Linked DNA regions of Mus musculus: regions 1 and 2 are each linked to region 3. The links are chromatin loops, found by intact Hi-C in ENCODE. Cell type or tissue: heart. All regions are shown on one strand. Region 1 overlaps Tmem260 (transmembrane protein 260). Region 2 holds the start of Tmem260 (transmembrane protein 260). Region 3 overlaps Peli2 (pellino 2).

Evidence for each region. A loop is a pair of places that touch in the nucleus more often than their neighbours do. Peaks named below come from ENCODE experiments on the same cell type or tissue, not always from the same donor. Only the 100,000 strongest peaks of a DNase experiment are listed, where the experiment ranks them.
Region 1: a loop joins it to region 3, with 2.3 times the contacts of the local background. A loop is called at or near these places in 4 of 42 quality-filtered maps.
Region 2: it touches region 3 in a loop (2.8-fold over the local background); 4 of 42 quality-filtered maps call a loop at or near these places.

The regions. Positions count from the first base shown.
Region 1 is chr14:48,458,083-48,460,582 of GRCm38, reverse strand. The region is part of intron 3 of Tmem260 (transmembrane protein 260); the gene reads right to left. Among named protein-coding and RNA genes, the nearest start is that of Tmem260, 13 kb to the right of the region's middle. In heart, no CTCF peak of the experiment used is centred here; a DNase peak (open chromatin) is centred at 1,462; H3K27me3 peaks cover 1,003 bases.
Region 2 is chr14:48,444,776-48,447,275 of GRCm38, reverse strand. Tmem260 (transmembrane protein 260) reads right to left here and starts at 924. Exons shown (of 16, transcript NM_172600.4): 1 at 673-924. The coding sequence starts at 820. In heart, a CTCF peak has its summit at 1,218; a DNase peak (open chromatin) is centred at 885; H3K4me3 peaks cover 1,456 bases; H3K27ac peaks cover 1,148 bases.
Region 3 is chr14:48,137,277-48,139,776 of GRCm38, reverse strand. All of the region lies in intron 1 of Peli2 (pellino 2), which reads right to left. Among named protein-coding and RNA genes, the nearest start is that of Peli2, 18 kb to the right of the region's middle. In heart, a CTCF peak has its summit at 1,494 (motif pointing left); DNase peaks (open chromatin) are centred at 106, 1,426 and 1,846; H3K27ac peaks cover 356 bases; H3K27me3 peaks cover 2,088 bases.

The DNA.
Region 1 (2,500 bases), 320 kb before region 3:
TGTGTGTGTGTGTGTGTGTGTGTGTGTTTTACTGAGGATTGAAGCCAGTGGCCTTGAACATACTGAGCTATATCCCAGGCCTCTGTAACTTGGCCTTGAATTTGCTGTATTTCTATCCTATTCTCCTGAATAGCTCGGATTATATATAGGCCTGTACTGTCAGGCCCAGTTTGTTTTATTTTTTGTAAACATATTCTATGTATAAACATATTATGTGATATATTTGTAGTAGATGAATCTTCTTGATTTTTTGGGGGGGGCAGGTTATCTCTAAAATCACGTGGTTTACAGCCAAACACTAGGCAGAAAGAGATACCAAATTGGATGTCTCCATCAGGTCCGTCCCTTTGGATTTCGGGGAACCCTGTGGAAGAGGGAGAGGAAGAATTGTAGGAGCCAGAGGGGTCAAGGACACCAGGAGAACAGGGTCCACAGATGTCAACAAAGCAGGGCTCATAGGGGCTCACAGAGTCTGCATGGCTCGTAGCTAGGTCCTCTGCATACGTTATGGTTGTTAGCTGGTTGTTGTTGTGGGACTCCTGAGAGTAGGAGTCAGGGTTGCTCTGACTCTTCTGCCTGCTCTTGGGACCCTTCTCCTCCTACTGGGTTACCTCATGCGGCCTGATATGAGGGTTTGGGCTTAGTTTTATTATATCTGGATATGCAGTGTTCAGCTGATATCCCTGGGAGGCCTGCTCTTTTCTAAAGGGAAACAGAGGAGGAGGAGATTGGGGACGGGGATGGGAGAGTGCAGGCAGGGAGCTGTGGTTGGGATGTATTGAAAACAACAACAACAACAACAAAATCATGTGGTTCACAGTTTAGGCAAATGCAGTGCTCTGTCCGACGCAGACAGACCTATGGAGACAGTACGGGAAGGATGTCAAGTCTTTTCAATCCCACTGAGTAACTCTCAGTGAAGATTCACTCCACTGAAGGAGAGCGGCTGCGAGGGCTTTAAGAAAGTCCATCCTAACAAGCAAGGGCATCGTCATTCTCCAGTTAACACGGAACCACTTTCTTTTTGGTCCATAACATCCGTGAGACCTAGAGAGGGCTCCTGAGGAAGTTACTGACTGTGCAGTAGTTTTCTCGCGGACAGAACAGCATTCATCTGTTGACTCAATGGATAAATCAGGGGTTTCAATTCATAGCACTGACACAGACTTGCTATCGATGGATGGTAAAGTGCACCCTTCCTTTCCACTCCATGGTATTTGATTTTCATGTGTAGTCACATACTTGTCTAACCCTCAACCAGAAGGCAAACAACGGAAACCTGAAACTCGTTCCAAGCACACATTTGATATGCCTCCTAAAACTCATGAATCCATTTGACTTCAGTGATATCTACATAGCAGCAACCCCACATGGGACGCACTAGCTTTACTGACACTGAGCGCTCCTACTTCAGGGAAGTGGAAGCGGAAGCAGGCAGGGAGCAGCGGCATAGGCACACTACCGGCTACTAAATTACTACAGTGTCACTTCCTAACAAGAAAGTCACAGTGGATCAGAGGAAGGAAGTATGCTAACGCAGGCTAGATCAACTGCACACCCCACCCCCTCTCTGTGCGTCGGTCTGTCTGTCTTTGGTTTTGGTTTTCTGAGATGGGATTTCTCTGACTGTCCTGAAATTTACTCTGTAGACCAGGCTGGCCTCAAACTCAGAGATCAGCCTGCCTCTCTGCCTCTGCCTCTGCCTCTGCTTCTGCCTCCAGAGTGCTGGGATTAAAGGCATGTGCCACCACTGCCCACGACACGTATCATTCTTATCCTCCCGTAGTCTTATCTTTCCAGGCTTTAGTCATGAAAATGACGTGAAGGTTTCCCTCTGGCTCATTCACATAATCAACGTCCTGGTTTGTCATCTCTCCAGGCTGTGTGGAGAATGGTCAGACTAGCATTTTCAGGGAAGGAAAACCCAAGCCCTGCTACACACCTTTCGTTTGCTGTCAGTCAGCATTCCTGTAGCAAATGATCTCTGAGCATCAAGTGTGTCTCGCTCTAGGCAGCCGAGAGCAGGGGATCCAAACCTTTATACTGCCAGGTTCAGACCCGGTGAACAAAAAGCAGCAACTGAGGACCGTGTATATTCAGGTTTTCTCTCTTCAGCCACTACCACTAGGCCTCAAAAATGATAATCTTCCCATCTCTAATAACTTTGAAAGTAAGTCCTTATCCCATATTTTATAAAAAATGTGTTGCCACTTCTGAGAAAAAAAAAATCATACCAAGGTTACTTTCACTTCCTGAGCCAATCAGGACTACTGTTTTTGCCTGTAATAACTATCGATGCTTTTAAAGGAAAACTGCCACGTGTTATTCATGATTAAAAACCATAGAAAAGTGGGGGGAAATTTTAAAGTCTTCAGAAAGAAAAAAAAAATGACATAGCACAACTAAAACAGAAGGAATCAGATCATGAACAGTTTCCATGAATAAATGTAATCAATCAATCAATTTCTGTGAGAATTGAGGTCTACAGGCCAGCCAGCAC
Region 2 (2,500 bases), 310 kb before region 3:
ACGGCTGATTATTATGAGAAATTATTGATCACTTTATCTGGCTGTAAAAACCAAACCAAACCAGGGACTTGTTTCTAGACTCAGATATGTGAAAAGTATGCCCTAGCTTAATCTGTGTGAAACCTGTCTTTCATTTTCACAGGAAGAGGGGTGCTTTCAGTTGCATTCCCTTTTATGAGTTCCCCTCTAAATTTTCTGCATGGCTGGTTCCTTAATATTCAGGTTCTAACTAATACACCTCCAAGGTAGCCTTTCCTGACCTTCTGAGGAATCTACTCATTACCACTCCAACCACATTCTCCCTTAGTGCCTCCGTAACTCACCACTACTTAAAATGTAGTTTATTTAATAACCCGTTGTGTCGTCTCTAAACACAGTAGAACGCTCCATGCTATTTGTTAACTACTGTCAATCTTTTTTTGTCTGTGACACTGTAAGGGCACGACAGGTGATACAGGTAACAACGATCCGGGCAAAGTGGACAGTGGTTAAATTTCATCGGCTGAGCAGCTCGAGAACACAGAGACCAAGATCCAGAACCGGAAAGAGAACTGGTTCTGGAATTCAGAACCGTGCACGGAGCTCCAGCGAGGGGACGCGGGGCCGGGACACCGAGGCGGCGGCACCCGGAGGCAGGGGGGCGGGGAGGAGGGCGGCCTGCGAGTACTTTACCCGAGTCTCCCCCAGGCAGCGAGCGGGGCAGCGTGAGGGTGAACACGGCAGCCACGGAGGCGAACACGGCCACGCTGCCGCGGAGGGCCCCGGAGCGCCACGGCCCCGCTCCGGCTGCCGGGCTCCCGCCGTCGCCATGGAGACCCATGGGCCCGGACGCGCGCAGCTCGCGGACCGTGACCCCTCGCAGCGGTGCGGACCTTCCCTGGCCGAGAGGCGCGCACAGCCCGCGCCGGCTTCCGGTCTAGCAGGGCCGAGCGCACCATACCTTCGCCCGCCAGGTCGGGGAGGAGGAGATGGCGGGCGCACTCCGGCACGGCTTAGGAGTCTTCTGGGGGTCACTGCGCGTGGTACTGTGTCTGCGTCAGTGTGCTTTGAAGTAACGAATCACAAGGGAGCATAATTCCCAACGACATCAATCATGGGCCAGGCCTACTCGCACTATGCAGTCTCTCTCCCCCTTTCCGCACTGACTTGGTCCGTTCCAAAAGAGACGGAAGTGGCGTGGATAACGGTGAGCCAGAAAGCGCTGCTCTGCCCCCTGTGGCGTGGGGTGGAACTGCATAAGAGAGCCCCCTAGAAACCCAACAAGGAAGGGTTCCAACCATGTAGTAAGCCACAAATACATTAATTGCTATTATATTTTTCAGTGGACTCATTGATCGCGGCTATGTATTTATAGAGCCTTGCCTCATTAAAATTAATGTAAATCCATATGCTAATTATTAATTCACTAATTTTAAGATATTAAAATGTGCTAATTAGCCTTTTTTTAACATGAGAACTCAGTAGGTGAGTTGAAATACTTGAGTTAACAAAATTAACTCTTCATGATAAGAGTGTCTCCTACTTAAATGAAGAAGAATGATTTTTGTTTTTTTGTTTTTTTTGCTCTAAAAGTGGAAAATGAAATCAAGAGCCCACATAAATAATGCAAATGGAATGTAGAAAGAGATGGGAGCTACTAGACAATACACAGCACACTGCTGAGAATTGAATCTAGGGCCTCATGCAGGCTAGGCTAGTAAACATTTTAAGCTTGCAGTTTGCATTATTTTAGCAATTATTCAGTCTGGGAAGGGAGCGGGCAACCTCCTTAGAATCTGTGTCAGAATACACGGGAAATGGGCAACATTCACAAATGTGCTATTTGCAGTCTGACAGGAACACTGTGTCCAGGCTGTGAAGTTGATAGGCAGTAATTGTGCCCACCTATCTTAGTCTTTTCCTGGTGTTTATAAAATGCTTTATCATCTGAGCTCCTGGGACACAGGGGTTGGGCAGTGTACTTTCCTTATTGCATGAGAAAACACTATGACCAGTGAAACTTATAGAAGAAGCAGTTTATTTGGGAGAGATTTTCATGGCTGGGAGACATGGTAGCAAGTTCTCCATTGACGTCCATTGAGGAAAATGCTTTTCTTGGTAGCAAGAGATCATGAGAAATACACCTTTCAACTAGACAGCTTGTCCAGGATTATCTTGTATGTATGTGTGTTCATATGTGACAATGTGTGTGTGTGGTGGGGAGGGGAGTTGTCCAAGTCTGTACATGTAGAGACCAGAGGTCAATTTTGGATGTCTTCAACTATAGCTGCCCACCTTGGGTTTTTTTGTTGTTGTTGTTGTTAGTGGTGGTGGTGTTTTTGTTTTTTGTTTTTGACTTGGTTTTGTTTCATTTGGGTTCTTTGTTTTGTTTGTTTGTTTGTTTGTTTGTTTTTTGATAAATTGATTAGCTGGAGCCCATAGAATCCAACTGTCTCCCAGCCAGTTCTGGAGTTACAGGTGCCAACAGCATGACTTGATTTTCTACGAGTTCTGGAGATCC
Region 3 (2,500 bases):
ACACCGTGTTTGAAATCCCACTCACTGCACTCAGCAGCCCTGCAGTTGCTCTCCTCCATCTCCTGCCCTGCACTTCCCCTTCCCTGGCCCATCTGTTTTCCTTTCCTTCCTGGCTTCCTTCTCTGTGGCCAAACCAAGGAAAGCCATAGGGTAATGCCAGGCCAGGGCCTGGTGCTGAGTTAGATAATTAAAGATCCTATGGCTCTCCCAAAGACTCCACCTCCACCCAGCTGTCCCTGCAACAATCTAGCCTCCCTTCTGAAAATCCCTCCAGCTCCTGTCAGCTAAGATCACATCCAAGCAGGGTATACACACACACACACACACACACACACACACACACACACACACACACACCCGCCCCCCATGCTCATCAGGGCGGTGTGAAAGGTGGGCCGTGAAAGTCACCTGAGAAAACAAACGTGCCAATGACCTCAGGAGAGATGACTGTTTCCACCTGAGCTCACACAGGCAGTGGAATGAATGAGCAGGCTTTATGTGACTGACAGTGGACCGGAGACCATTTGCTTCTTCAGTAAAACCACACACCAGTTACAGTGAGAAAGAGAAAGCAGGCAAAGGATTAGCTTAATAGAACAAACCTTTAATATTTAAATAGCCCGTCATTACTCACATATCCCTACCAGGAAAGCCCGATTTTAAAGTATGTCAAAGAGGATGTTCTACAAAGATTCCAATTCCAAACTTCAGGAGCAAATCCCGGTCACGTAGTCCTGGATGCCAGCCCTCTCCACCTTTACTGCAGAGACATTACAGAAAATTTAAAAATGTCAACGACTTGACAGTTTGGGAGGAAAAAGCCACACACAGGACGATGTTTTCTTTCCTGGAGAGAGCAACCAAACAGCGTGATAGTCTGATGGACATGCTCATCTCTGCACTCTCTGAGCACGTGGGCATGTGGTATGCTCTCCTCCAGTGTGTGCCTGGAACAAAGCTACCCCTTAAGGCATCAGGCAAACCTGGAGCCTGTCCTCCCCACTACAGGCAGAAATACCCAAAGTCCAGGAACCCTGAGCTGGGTGTTCTTGCTTCATTTCAAGCTGAATGACAGAGATTTCAAGCCCCAATGGAGTAGACTTCTGAACTTTTCTGCAGAGATCGATCTGGTTCAACTCCCTGAAGCAACACAGGAAAACGTCGAACAGTTTAGAATCTGAAATTCAAACCATAAGCCCAAAGCCTCAAACTGGATCCACGCAGTGACAATTGTGCCTTTTAAATGTCGTCTGATAAAGCTGGAAGCCCACTCGTCAATGAGAGAGGGTCTTTTTCCACATATAAACTGCACTGCTAAAGGCCCTCCTCAGAAGAAGGCACCAGACAAAGCCCTTCTCCCACCTTCTTCCTTCGTATGTGAACAAGCACCATCTCTGTGTGTGGATCAAGCCTAAGACAACCCGGCCGGCAGTATGCCCAGGGGCCAGGCAAGCAGAGTCAGGGTGGCTCTCCTGCTTCCCCCTGGTGGTAGAAAAGAACCAGAGGCCCACTTCGTGTAGAAAGCATCACTTTTTCTATGCCCTTTAATCCAGACACACTGATTACATGTCACAGGGCTCAAGAAGTCTGTCTTCCCTGTTGCTTGTTCCAACGATTACGGAAGAAACTTCTCAAGTTTACATGAAGGAAAATCATCTTACTATGCACATTTAACAGCCTCTCCCTTCTAAGAAAGAAGAAGAAAAAAATCTTATGTGACTGCTAAGGCATAAACCACTTTCTGAGAGACACTGTGAAACCCACTTCCAACTCCTGCAACTGCAATGCCGTTTCCTCCAATGCGGTGGATGAATGAAAACAACCTAGCGGGCAAACCGGCCAGCACCCAAACAGACTGACATGTGTGAGAGGAGGCACCCTCATGGGATGGGAAGGCTGGGAAGCCTGGCTTCAAGGAGGCCATTCGGAAGGTGGATTCTGTGCTTTGGCTTGCTGCACACCCAAGACTCCTAAAAGCTACAAAAGTGGAATCAACAAGGTCTACCTAAGAGGAAAGCTGTAGGCGGAGAAGCACAGACGACCGAAGAGGAGGAAGTGGAGGAAGGAGAAGGAAGGTCGGGAGGAAAAGGAGGAAGGGGGAGGGGAAAGAGGGAGAACAAAGGGAGAAGAGGAGGAGGAGGAGGAGAGCAAGAGAGAAGAGAGGAAGGCTGAAGCAGAGAGAGGGAGTAGAGGAAAGAAGACACCAAGAGTGAGACCGTTGGCATGAAACCCATATCAGTCTGTGCGTTCTTCATTAATTAAAACCCTTGGCACTCCATAAATTACACTAATAAATTACATCAGAGGATGTAACAATCACCAAGGTCAGGAGGCTGAAGTGGTCAATTACTGCTTTTATTCTTATTTCAACAAAGGCATCTCTTCGACATGAGCAGCCCTGGAGAATGACGGATCACAGATGACAGCCCCAGCTTGGCTTCCTGCTCCCAATTCTCCTAGGTTGAAACCACGATTTAATCTCATTTTCCCTGGCCCAAAG